Regions from separate parts of the Homo sapiens genome. Here region 2 is linked to region 1. A link is an interaction called in ENCODE POLR2A ChIA-PET data of the cell type or tissue named here. Cell type or tissue: K562. All regions are shown on one strand.

The links. ChIA-PET counts read pairs that join two places held together with the same protein. Peaks named below come from ENCODE experiments on the same cell type or tissue, not always from the same donor. Only the 100,000 strongest peaks of a DNase experiment are listed, where the experiment ranks them.
Region 2: POLR2A ChIA-PET joins it to region 1 with 5 read pairs; 1 of 35 experiments calls an interaction of 5 or more read pairs at or near these places.

What each region holds. Positions count from the first base shown.
Region 1 is chr11:77,031,508-77,036,507 of GRCh38, forward strand. B3GNT6 (UDP-GlcNAc:betaGal beta-1,3-N-acetylglucosaminyltransferase 6) reads left to right here and starts at 2,891. Exons shown (of 2, transcript NM_138706.5): 1 at 2,891-2,971. ACER3-AS1 (ACER antisense RNA 1) reads right to left here and starts at 4,177. Exons shown (of 3, transcript XR_007062792.1): 1 at 4,061-4,177. In K562, no CTCF peak of the experiment used is centred here; a DNase peak (open chromatin) is centred at 2,814.
Region 2 is chr11:76,662,718-76,667,717 of GRCh38, forward strand. It overlaps LRRC32 (leucine rich repeat containing 32), which reads right to left. Exons shown (of 3, transcript NM_001128922.2): 2 at 3,154-3,241. The coding sequence starts at 3,237. LRRC32-AS1 (LRRC32 antisense RNA 1) reads left to right here. Exons shown (of 3, transcript NR_199061.1): 3 at 1-1,149. Among named protein-coding and RNA genes, the nearest start is that of LRRC32, 5.5 kb to the right of the region's middle. RefSeq lists enhancers at 2,124-2,213, 3,546-3,595, 4,166-4,225 and a silencer at 2,624-2,683. In K562, no CTCF peak of the experiment used is centred here; DNase peaks (open chromatin) are centred at 2,074 and 2,569.

The sequences.
Region 1 (5,000 bases):
TCCTATTTAGATACCTAGAAATGCTAGCCATTCTAAAATTTTTACTTAAAAGGAGAAAAAATGGACTGGTTATTTGGCAGTCGGGGCCATCCCAGAGAGCGCCTCCTTCCTAGAGACAGTGGGTCCCTTTCCTCCTTCCTCTTATCAACCAGAGGCTGAAATTAACACCCACAGCTTCTGCTGGCTAAAAGCCTCAAAAACAACAACAACAAAAATCAAACAAGAGAGACTAATGCTTTAGGCAGCTACAACTCCAAGAAAAGCAGAGAAACCTTATTTATTTATTTATTTATTTATTTATTTATTTATTTAACTCTGTTGACCAGGCCGGAGTGCAGTGGTGCTATCGTGGCTCACTGCAGCCTCAATCTTCCAGAATCAAGCAACCCTCCCACCTCAGCCTCCCAAATAGCTGGGACTGCAGGTGTGCATCACAACACCTGACTGATTTTTTTTTTTTTTTTTTTTTTTTTTGGTAGAGAAGAGGTTTTACTATGTTGCCCAGGCTGGTTGCAAACTACTGGGCTCAAGCAATTCACCCACTTGAGCTTCCTAAAGTGCTGGGATTATAGGTGTGAGCCACCATGACCAGCCTAGAACTTTAAACTTTAGGTACTGAGCAAACACCAAATCTAGGAAACATAATGCTAGCCTTAGATTACTTATTGATTTATGAACAAACCCCTAGATACAGAGGAAAATAAAAGGTATGTATAAATTATATATAAATAAATGTATATAATTTAAATATAAACTACATATAAAATAATGTATGTAAATAAATTATATACATATTTTAAAATAAATATAATAAATAGGCTGGGTGTGGGGGCTCACACCTGTAATCCCAACACTTTGGGAGGCTGAGGTGGGTGGATCACCTGAGGTCATGAGATTGAGACTGGCCTGGCCAACATGGAGAAACCCCATCTCTGCTAAAAATACAAAAATATTAGCTGGGTGTGGTGGTACATGCTTGTAATCCCAGCTACTCAGGAGGCTGAGGCAGGAGAATGGCTTGAACCCAGGAGGCGGAAGTTGCAGTGAGCCAAGATCAAGCCACTGCACTCCAGCCTGGGTGACAGAGCAAGACTCCGTCTCAAATAAATAAATAAATAAATATACATACATACATATATATATATATATATATATATATATATATATATATACACATACATACATACATATATATATATACATACATACATACATATATATATATACATACATACATACATATATATATATATGGCAAGCTGAATATATGCTATATTTTCCACAATTTGATTTAATTGGAAATTCAAGATTCCTAATTTATATACTAAAGAAGTTGTGTAACAAAAAGATTAAAAACAGCACTGATTGGTTTTTGCGCCTCTACAACATAGGTTCTAACTTAACATTTGTGAAAATGTACTAATTGTCAAAAATTCATGAACTTAATATTGGGGGTCAAAATATAATTATACCTGGGGATCCCACTAATTTACACACTCTGACCCTATAATCTTGAGAGGGTAACGACATATAACAGTTTTTAAATGCGTATGCCTCAATTTAAGTGTAGCCTTGCCTAAATTTCCCATGCTCATATACCCACTGCTATAAAATGTTTTCTATTGGACATAGATGCTTTGACAAAATAAATAATAAATTAGATTGGGCATGGTGGCTCATGCCTGTAATCCCAGCACTTAGGGAGACCAAGGCAGGAAGATCTCTTGAGCCCAGGAGTTCAAGACCAACCGGGGCAAAATGGCAAAACCCCATCTCAACAAAAAATACAAAAATTAACCATGTGTGATGATGTGTGCCTATAGTCCCAGCTACTCGGGAGGCTAAGATGGGAGGATCACCTGAGCCCAGGAGACTGAGGCTGCAGTGAGCCCTGATAGTGCCCCTGCACTCCAGCCTGGGAGACACAGTAAGACCCTGTTTCAATATTAATAATAATAATAAATTAAAGTGTCTCTTTGTCATTGGCTTGATAAAATGGGACCCCATGAGCCCCCATTTTATAGTTAATATGGCCCAATGTAAGTAGAAGCAGGCCCTTCAAGGATTAAAACTCATTATAAAAAACCTTAGTTTTAAAAAGGGTGATTATCCCCTACTACTTCTCCATTTAGCAGCCCAATTTTGCCTATGCTCAAATCTGGAAATATATATATATATATTTATGTATATACATTTTAATATAGATTTATATTTTTGAATATATTTATATATTTTAATATATAAATGTAATATAGATTTTATCTCTATTTTAAATATATAAATGTGTATATATGGTACCCTGTGATGGATCACTACAACTTAACATTGTGATCCCATCCATTAGGGCCCCATACCTAATATTAAAATTAAACTGATTTTATTCAATCAACAACAATAAATACTTTACTCTTACAGATGCGGCCAACCTGTTATTTCTGTGCCTATTTCCACAGCCCTTCAGGCAGTTTGCCTCTGCCTCTGAAGGCACACAATACACTTTTCCAGGCAACTTGCAGGGGGCCTCCACATGAGGGCCGTCATCACACACTGTCTTTACAGACAAGATGCACCTTCTCCAGGAGCACAGGTACGATACTGCACCTGGATTCCAGTGATTCTCCTGCCTCAGCCTCCCGAGTAGCTGGGATTACAGGCACCCACCACCATGCTCAGCTAATTTTTATATTTTTAGTAGAGAATCTCCTCCAAGGATATTCACTGGACCCACACTCTAAGGACATTTGAGCTTAAAGAGGAAGCAGGCAGTCACTGGTGGCTAAGGAAGCCTGTAGCTGCCCTCCCCCTCTTCACCTTACCCCTAAGGAGGAGGGGTGATGTCATGGATTGGTCAGATTCAAGAGAACTGAACCACAGGCCTGCGTGGAACCTCAGTGTGTGAAGTAAAGGGATTAAAGGCTAGTCTCAGGCTGGGGATGGCTCCTGTCTATTTCTTCTCTCTCAGAGACTGCAGGTAAGCTGGGGGCCTGGGCTTCTTCCTATTGGGAAGGAGGTACATTTTTCCTTCTTCGCATTCCCCTCTAATCAGAGTGCCAAGCAAGAAACAGGGGGAGGCCAAGGGGAGAGGAATGAGGACAGAATTGCCCCTATTGCACAGGTCCAGTGCAGACCCCAGGGCTCAGGGATTCATGCTGGGGGTTGGGGCCAAGGCCCTAATAGCTAATAAAAGGTTTCTTTGCCTTTTCTGCTATATGAATATTCTGCTATACGAATATTCCTCCAGGAATACCCTGGGATAGTATGGAATGGGTGGGTGGCCCAGGAATCTGTGTTCCAGCTAGCTATCTCAGCATCAAACCAGAGGAGGGAATGACCAAAGTAGTTCCTGGGAAAAGAAGAGGGACAATTCCTGGCCAGGCGAGATGGCTCATGCCTGTAATCCCAGCACTTTGGGAGGCCATGGCGGGTGGCTCACCTGAGGTCAGGAGTTCGAGACCAGCCTCGCAAACATGGTAAAACCTCATCTCTACTAAAAATATAAAAATTACCTGGGCATGGGGGTGGACGCCTGTAATCCCAGCTACTAGAGAGGCTGAGGCAGGAGAATCACTTGAACCCGGGAGCCTGAGGTTGCACTGAGTCGAGAAAAAGAAAAAGAAAGGGGAATTCTAGGCAGAGTGAATAGCATTGCAAAGGCAAGCAATAAATGGATGTGTTAATATGTGTGGGGCAATAAACAGAGTGAGAAATGCCTGCAGTTAGAGGATCACAGAGGAACTTTATAAAGCTTATAAAGAGGAACTTTATACCATACTGTGTGAGAAGGCTAGACTTCATCCATAAAAAGATGGTCTCCTGTGTTAGCCAACTGCTAATGTTATTCTGGTGCCTACTACATGCCAGGCATGGCTCTGAATGCCTTACATGAATTAACTCATATAATTCTGAGACACTGAGATAAAGGAGTTGCCCAAAGTCTCACAAACAAGGAACCTGAGGTTCAAAGGGATGGAGTAAGTGGCAGATTTGTCCTCTTTACCAAACTTGCTACTCAACAGCCATGACATCAACAAGGAGACAGGTTATGTTGACCTGGACTTACCGTGAGGTGAGCTGGAGGAGGTGGTATTTGAGCTGTGTCCTGAGAGACAAGGGATCAGGGCCAGCAGAGGCTGGCAAAGTTTAAGGTGCATGGGCTCCAGGATGCCTGATGAAAAAGAACCATAGAGAGAAATGCCCAATACTTCACAGCAAGTCAAAGCCCTCAGGCTGCACAGTGTGGCATCCAAGAACAGAGGTGAGCGAGCCAGCACCGCCCTTGGGAACAGGGCCTTGCCCAACACCTTTTCCTTTACATCAGAAGTTGGCTGTGATCCAAGATCTTCTATCCGTTTTATCAGAGTAAACGCAAACTTCTTTGAAACAAGATTTATTGTTACATTAAGAAGATTATTTTTCTTTCCAGAAATGATGGGGGATGCTTAACTTTTTTAACTAGTATTTGTGTAGCACGTTAACATAAACAGGATTCTCTCCTTATTTCATTGAAAAATGAATGTTAACTTTCTCAATTTTTCAAATGAGGATATTGAAACCTAGGAGATTAACTCAGGAAAGAAGCTGGGGCTCAAACTCAGTTATTCAGACTCCAAATTCTGTTTTCATTCATTTTTTTATTCTTTCATTCATTGAAAAAAAAATATTGCATTCCCCAAATGTGCCAGGCACAGGACTGCGCACTGAGTAGACAGTTGACGGTAAAAGAGACATAGCTTATCTCGCAAGCCCTCTTCTCACAGTGCCTCTAACACAGAAGCAGGAATAAGTGAAGAGCAATATACTATATAATACTCTAGTATTTCTTATCAGCACTCAGTGATTACATCCACACTTTTGCAGGGTTCTCACACTTGCATTTGTAGTTCACTGCTCCCATTCTTTCACTGAATGCCTGCTTTGTGCTAGACATTGTGTATGGACTGTAATACACAAGCAATAGGGTTCGGTGCAATAACACCTATGTGCAAAATACCTGGAAGTAT
Region 2 (5,000 bases), 370 kb before region 1:
CAACCCGTTCTGACCCACTCACTGCTAAATGCCTGACAACTGCTCAAAAGCTCTACTCTGACAATGAGGCAGCTTGGCTTAAACTTCTCCACGGTGAAGTCCAGGATCCCCAGCAGGGCCTTCGAGGCTGTTTGTAGCCCCTGCCAACCTGTCCCCCACCTCCCACCCCAGCCCACATGCAGTGACCACAGCTGACCACTGCCCATCATGCGCTCCCACACCCACTGCTGGGGCCTGCTCCCTGAGCTGGTTATGCCATCCCCAACCAGATCCACACATGAACTCTTCACACTGAGCTTCAGGGCCTCCTCCACCAGGGAGCCCTCCCTGACTGTGCTTCCTCTCAGAGCTTTGCCCCGCTGAATTGTGGCTGTGTGTGTGAGGACCTGCTAGACAGCGAGCTCAGAGCAAACAGGGACTGGTTTGGTGGATGTGCATGCCTTGGACCTGACTAGCAAGTCAATTTTTCCTAATGAATGAGTCCCAGACATCATCAGTTTAGTAAAGGTCTGAGGCACTGAATCAATCACTTCTCTAGGAGGAAAGAAAATGCATAATTGATATTTTCAAAATATAGTCAAAGACGGGTAGAGCAAGAAGAGTTCAGCTGACCCACTTCCCAGATGTGAACACTGAGGCCTGAAGATGGCAGTGACTTGCGTGAATTCACAGTGAGCCAGTGGCTGAGCTGGTAGGGAGGGAACACAAGCCGGTGTGTTCCTCCCCTGGTCCAGCTCTGCGCTTCCTCCTGAGAGCCCCAAGGTGAGTAGGGGGAGGAAGAGACCTGCCCAGCCTCAGGCCTCCGTGTGGCTCTTCTTACTCCATGCAGCACAGTGACTCCATGTAGCCTCCAAGGGAGGCAGCTTCACAGGGGCCTCAGGAGGCCCAGGGATGCCCCGTCAGTTGGGCACCTGTGTGAACCTGAAACCTGCCCAGCTGCCTTGCCCATCCTTGCCCTTCCTCCCTCACAACCTCTCTGTCTGCAGGGGCCACTAAACATAGCCTCCTCCTCACAGCCCTTACCCCCTGGGGCATTCCTTACTTAAAGCAGAAACAACAAAATGACCTGTGATGGAGCCCCAGCTGTGTCAGGCTGCGTGCTGAGTGCAGAGACCCCCTACCCCATTAAATCTTCCCAGGCATTGTTCACCCTGTTCCTATTGTACCCCTAACGAAACTGAGGCTAAGGGGAGTGGGCTGCCCAAGATCAGACAGTCAGGGGCTCAAAACTCCCATTTGCAAATTCCTTTTCCTATTGGTGCCAGCCAAGTTCTGACCACTGGGCCCTCAGCTGGTCAGCACAGCAAAGAGCATCATGGACCCACTTACTGACTGTTACAGTGTGGGGGGCACCGTGCTGTGCCCCGCGTGTTACCCCCGGGCAAGTGCAGAGGCATACTGCCTCTGGATAGGCAAAGGCTCCCTGGGGCACCAGCCCCTGAGACTTGATCCAGGACACAAAGTTTGCCAAGCCCACAGCCCAAGACTGGCTTTCCATTCAGGGGCCCAAGACCCCTGCTCTAGAAGCCTGGGGGCCTGATGGTGGGCAGGGCTGCACTGGGATGCCCAGATCTCCAGTCCAGTCCAGGAAGAAGCTTGAAGTCCAGGGCGGTGCTCAGAGCTCCACTTCCAGGGTCTTCATGCCTCCTTCAGCTCTGAGCTCCCAGCATTGCCTGACTTACCGTCGGAGGGAATTGGAGGAATTGGCCCTTGACCAGAGTTTAGAGCTCCCACCCACTGTCCTGGGCTATCAGGACACCCACTGCCCAGCTTCCTTTTCAGAAGCAAAGACTTGCCATCCAACTCCATTTCACCACCTGATCATGGGAGGAAAGCAGAGTAGGGAGAGGCACCAGGCAGTGAACAGTGGCAAAGGCAGCTGGGTTCGAATCCTGTAGGTCCCTGGTGGGTCACACATCTTCTCCTTACTTCCCGTGTGTATTATTCCCATGCTGGTTCAGAAAGTGCTTTCCTATCTCTTATCTCATTTCCCCAGACTCCAAAATTCACCCGCTTCCCCTCTGCCTGTTGGGTAGTCAAGGACTTTCCCCTCTGAGCCTCGTCTCCCTGAGGTAGAATGTGCGTTTGTATTTGGTGACATCTGAGGCCTTCTCTGCCCGCAATTCTGGGCTCCGGGAATCTTAGAAGGGCTCTGAAGAGCAAGAAAGGTGGTGGCAACAGGAGACATTGCACCCCCAGGGAAGGGCTGCGGGCAGGCAGCTGCCTGCACTTCCTGCCTCCTGAAGCAGCTGCCGGTTCTGTGTCATAAGCTTCTTCGAGTCTCAGGTCCAAGAGGGGCTTCCGGAGGCCCTGCCCTTTCCCCAGCCAGGCTCTGGCCTCAGTGACTGCCCGGCCTTACAAGTGGATCTAGGTGTTCTCTTTGCCCTGTATCTCATAGAGTCACAAGAACTTTAGGGCTAGTTTCCCTGGCTTGGGACAGGAAAAAGGAATAGAAGCAAATCAAACTTGGTCCTTGCCCTAGGGAAGTTCATGGTCTGGCAGGTGAGACAGGCTTGGACCCTTTCACCAACCACCCCACATGTTCAGTCTTCTCAGTATTGAGATAGGGGGAAGCCTGGGGACCGCAGGAACCCAGAGGAAGGTGTGATCAGACTAGGCCAGCCTGGGAGGGGCTGGGGAGGCTTCCTGGAGATGGCAGCATTTGATCTGGGCACTAAGAAGTGAGAGGCACTCCAGCGGGCAGTCCCAAGTCAAGGAGCCCAGCTTGGAAGGGGATTTGTCTCCAAGAGGGATGAGCACAGAGGAGCCCCTCCCAGCTGGCCTACCCCAAATTCCCCACACATATATATATATTCTAGATCCCCTAGCTGGGCCTACTGCTCTGTGGGGACAGCTTGGGGGAATACAGTGTAATATCAGCCTCACTGTTCCCAGCTGAATGACCTTGGACAAGGCCCAATCTCTCCAAGCCTCAGTCTCCTCCTTTGCAAAATGAGAATAATGGTGCTTACCTGGCAGGACTGTGGGTAAATAAGGTGTTTAAACATTCTAGTAGGTGCTCATTAAATGCAAGGTACATTCCCTTTCCTCTCCTGACTCTTCTAACTTCTGGCTTCTGGGGCTGGGGCACTAGCACACCCTAGGGCAGGGAGGTGGGGGTGGTCCTCACCCTGTCTGGGCAGAGCATCTTACCATCTTACAGGGCACTTTGTCTTGGTGTTGTGCAGCCAGGCCTAGGGTCAGCAGGGCCAGGAGCAGCAGGATCTGGGGTCTCATGGCTCTGTGTAAGGCGGAGAGGAAAGGGGAACACTGTAAGCCCACTGGCTCCTTCCCACTGCCAGCCCCCACTCCCACCCATTCTGTGCCTGCCCTCAGGGAACCCCAGAGCACGGCTGGAGCTGGAATAAAGATGCTTTGAGCAGGGCAGAGAGCCAGGTGGGAAATGGGCCTGCAGCCCATCATAGTAGGCCTCTCACCCAGGCCAAGGAGCCGCCCATTACCCAGGGGAAGCAAGAGTTTTAAGCGGCAGGTGACTTGGTCAGACGGGGGTTTTCAAGAGACCCCACCTGGCGGAAGACAGCCTGGAGGGGATGCACAGAAGGCTGACAGACCCTAAGGGTTACCCTAGGCCATGCTCAGGGCCAGGGACTGGGGGCATGGAGATGTAGAGGGGGTTTGGAGGGTGGGCCTCTGACTACATTTCCACCCAGGCCACACAAGTCCTCCGTACCAGCTCTTCAGTCCCCACATGCAATTCCTCGTTTTCTGCCCACTCCCCCACCTTTATTTTGCCCTTTTCCTTTTGATTCTCTGATTCTCGAGCCCTTGCCATTGTTCAAGGGCTGGGCCCGGGCCTTGGCAGGAAGTCCCACAGGAGGCCTGGCTGCCCCGGCACTGCTCTGCGGACTTCCCCAGGAGCAGCCTGGCAGGCCCTGTACTTTCACTGAAGCCACACTCCGGCCTCCTGGGCCAGCCCTTCCCTCTAAGAGCAGCCAGGGGTGGGGCTAAGGGGACCGCACAGGCCCTTAGCAGGGTTAAATCCCAGTGCTGCTGGAGGCTCACTCACTCCCTCACTAAGGACATCAGCCAAGTGCTAGGGATGTACAAATCCACCCATGAATTTCATTCATTCATTCACACCTTTACTGAATACCTCCTCATGTCTGGCTCTGTGCTGGGAACTGGGAACTCAAAAAACAAATGAACACGAAAAAGAAGTGACAGTGACGGTGATACAGACAGAGAGTCTTAAAGAGGGACACAGAAAGCCTTCCAAGAGCACCAGGCGCACAGTCACCCACATCTGACTGCTCCCTCTTGTCTCCTCTACCTTTCTGCTGTGTGATCTTACAAGTCGCTTCACCTCTCTGAGCCTCAGTCTCCTCATTTGAGGTTAATGGCAGCCATGCCAAGTTTTTGTTGAGAATCAAACGAGATGCCACCTACAGAGCCTCCATTATGCAGTAGGCCCTCTCCTCAGCACTTTCTAGGCATGAACTCATTCCATCCTCACAAAAATTCAATGACTTGGTTCCATCATCATTTTACAGAAGGGAAAAAGAAGTCTCAGAGAGCTTAGGTACTATGCCCGAGGTCACACGGTGAACAAGCCACCGGCCCAGGTGAGTCTGGCTCCTGGGTCTGTGCCCTTCAAATCCACACTCCCAGGCCTCCCACAGTGGGTGCTCCCTCAGTGAGTGCTGAACCGCGATTCTGAAGGATGCTGCAGGAGAAAAGGCATTCACAGGGCATTTGAGGGCAGTGTCTTTGACTGTTGGAACCCGCTAGTGATGAGCTATGGACGAAGATGGCTGCTCTGAATCCCATCTCTCTTGAAGGCGCACAGACCACAGCCGGACCCGGTAAACCCTATTCCCTGGCTCCCCTCAGGGCCACAGGCGCTGCCCCTGCAGCTGCTCTGCTCTCACCTGCATTACAGGTTGTGCTTTCACAGGAAACTTTGTTCTGCTGTTTAAAAAGCAGAACGCCACCGCCCGTTAGAAAGTTAGCATATTCAGAACTGAGTGAAAACCCCTCCG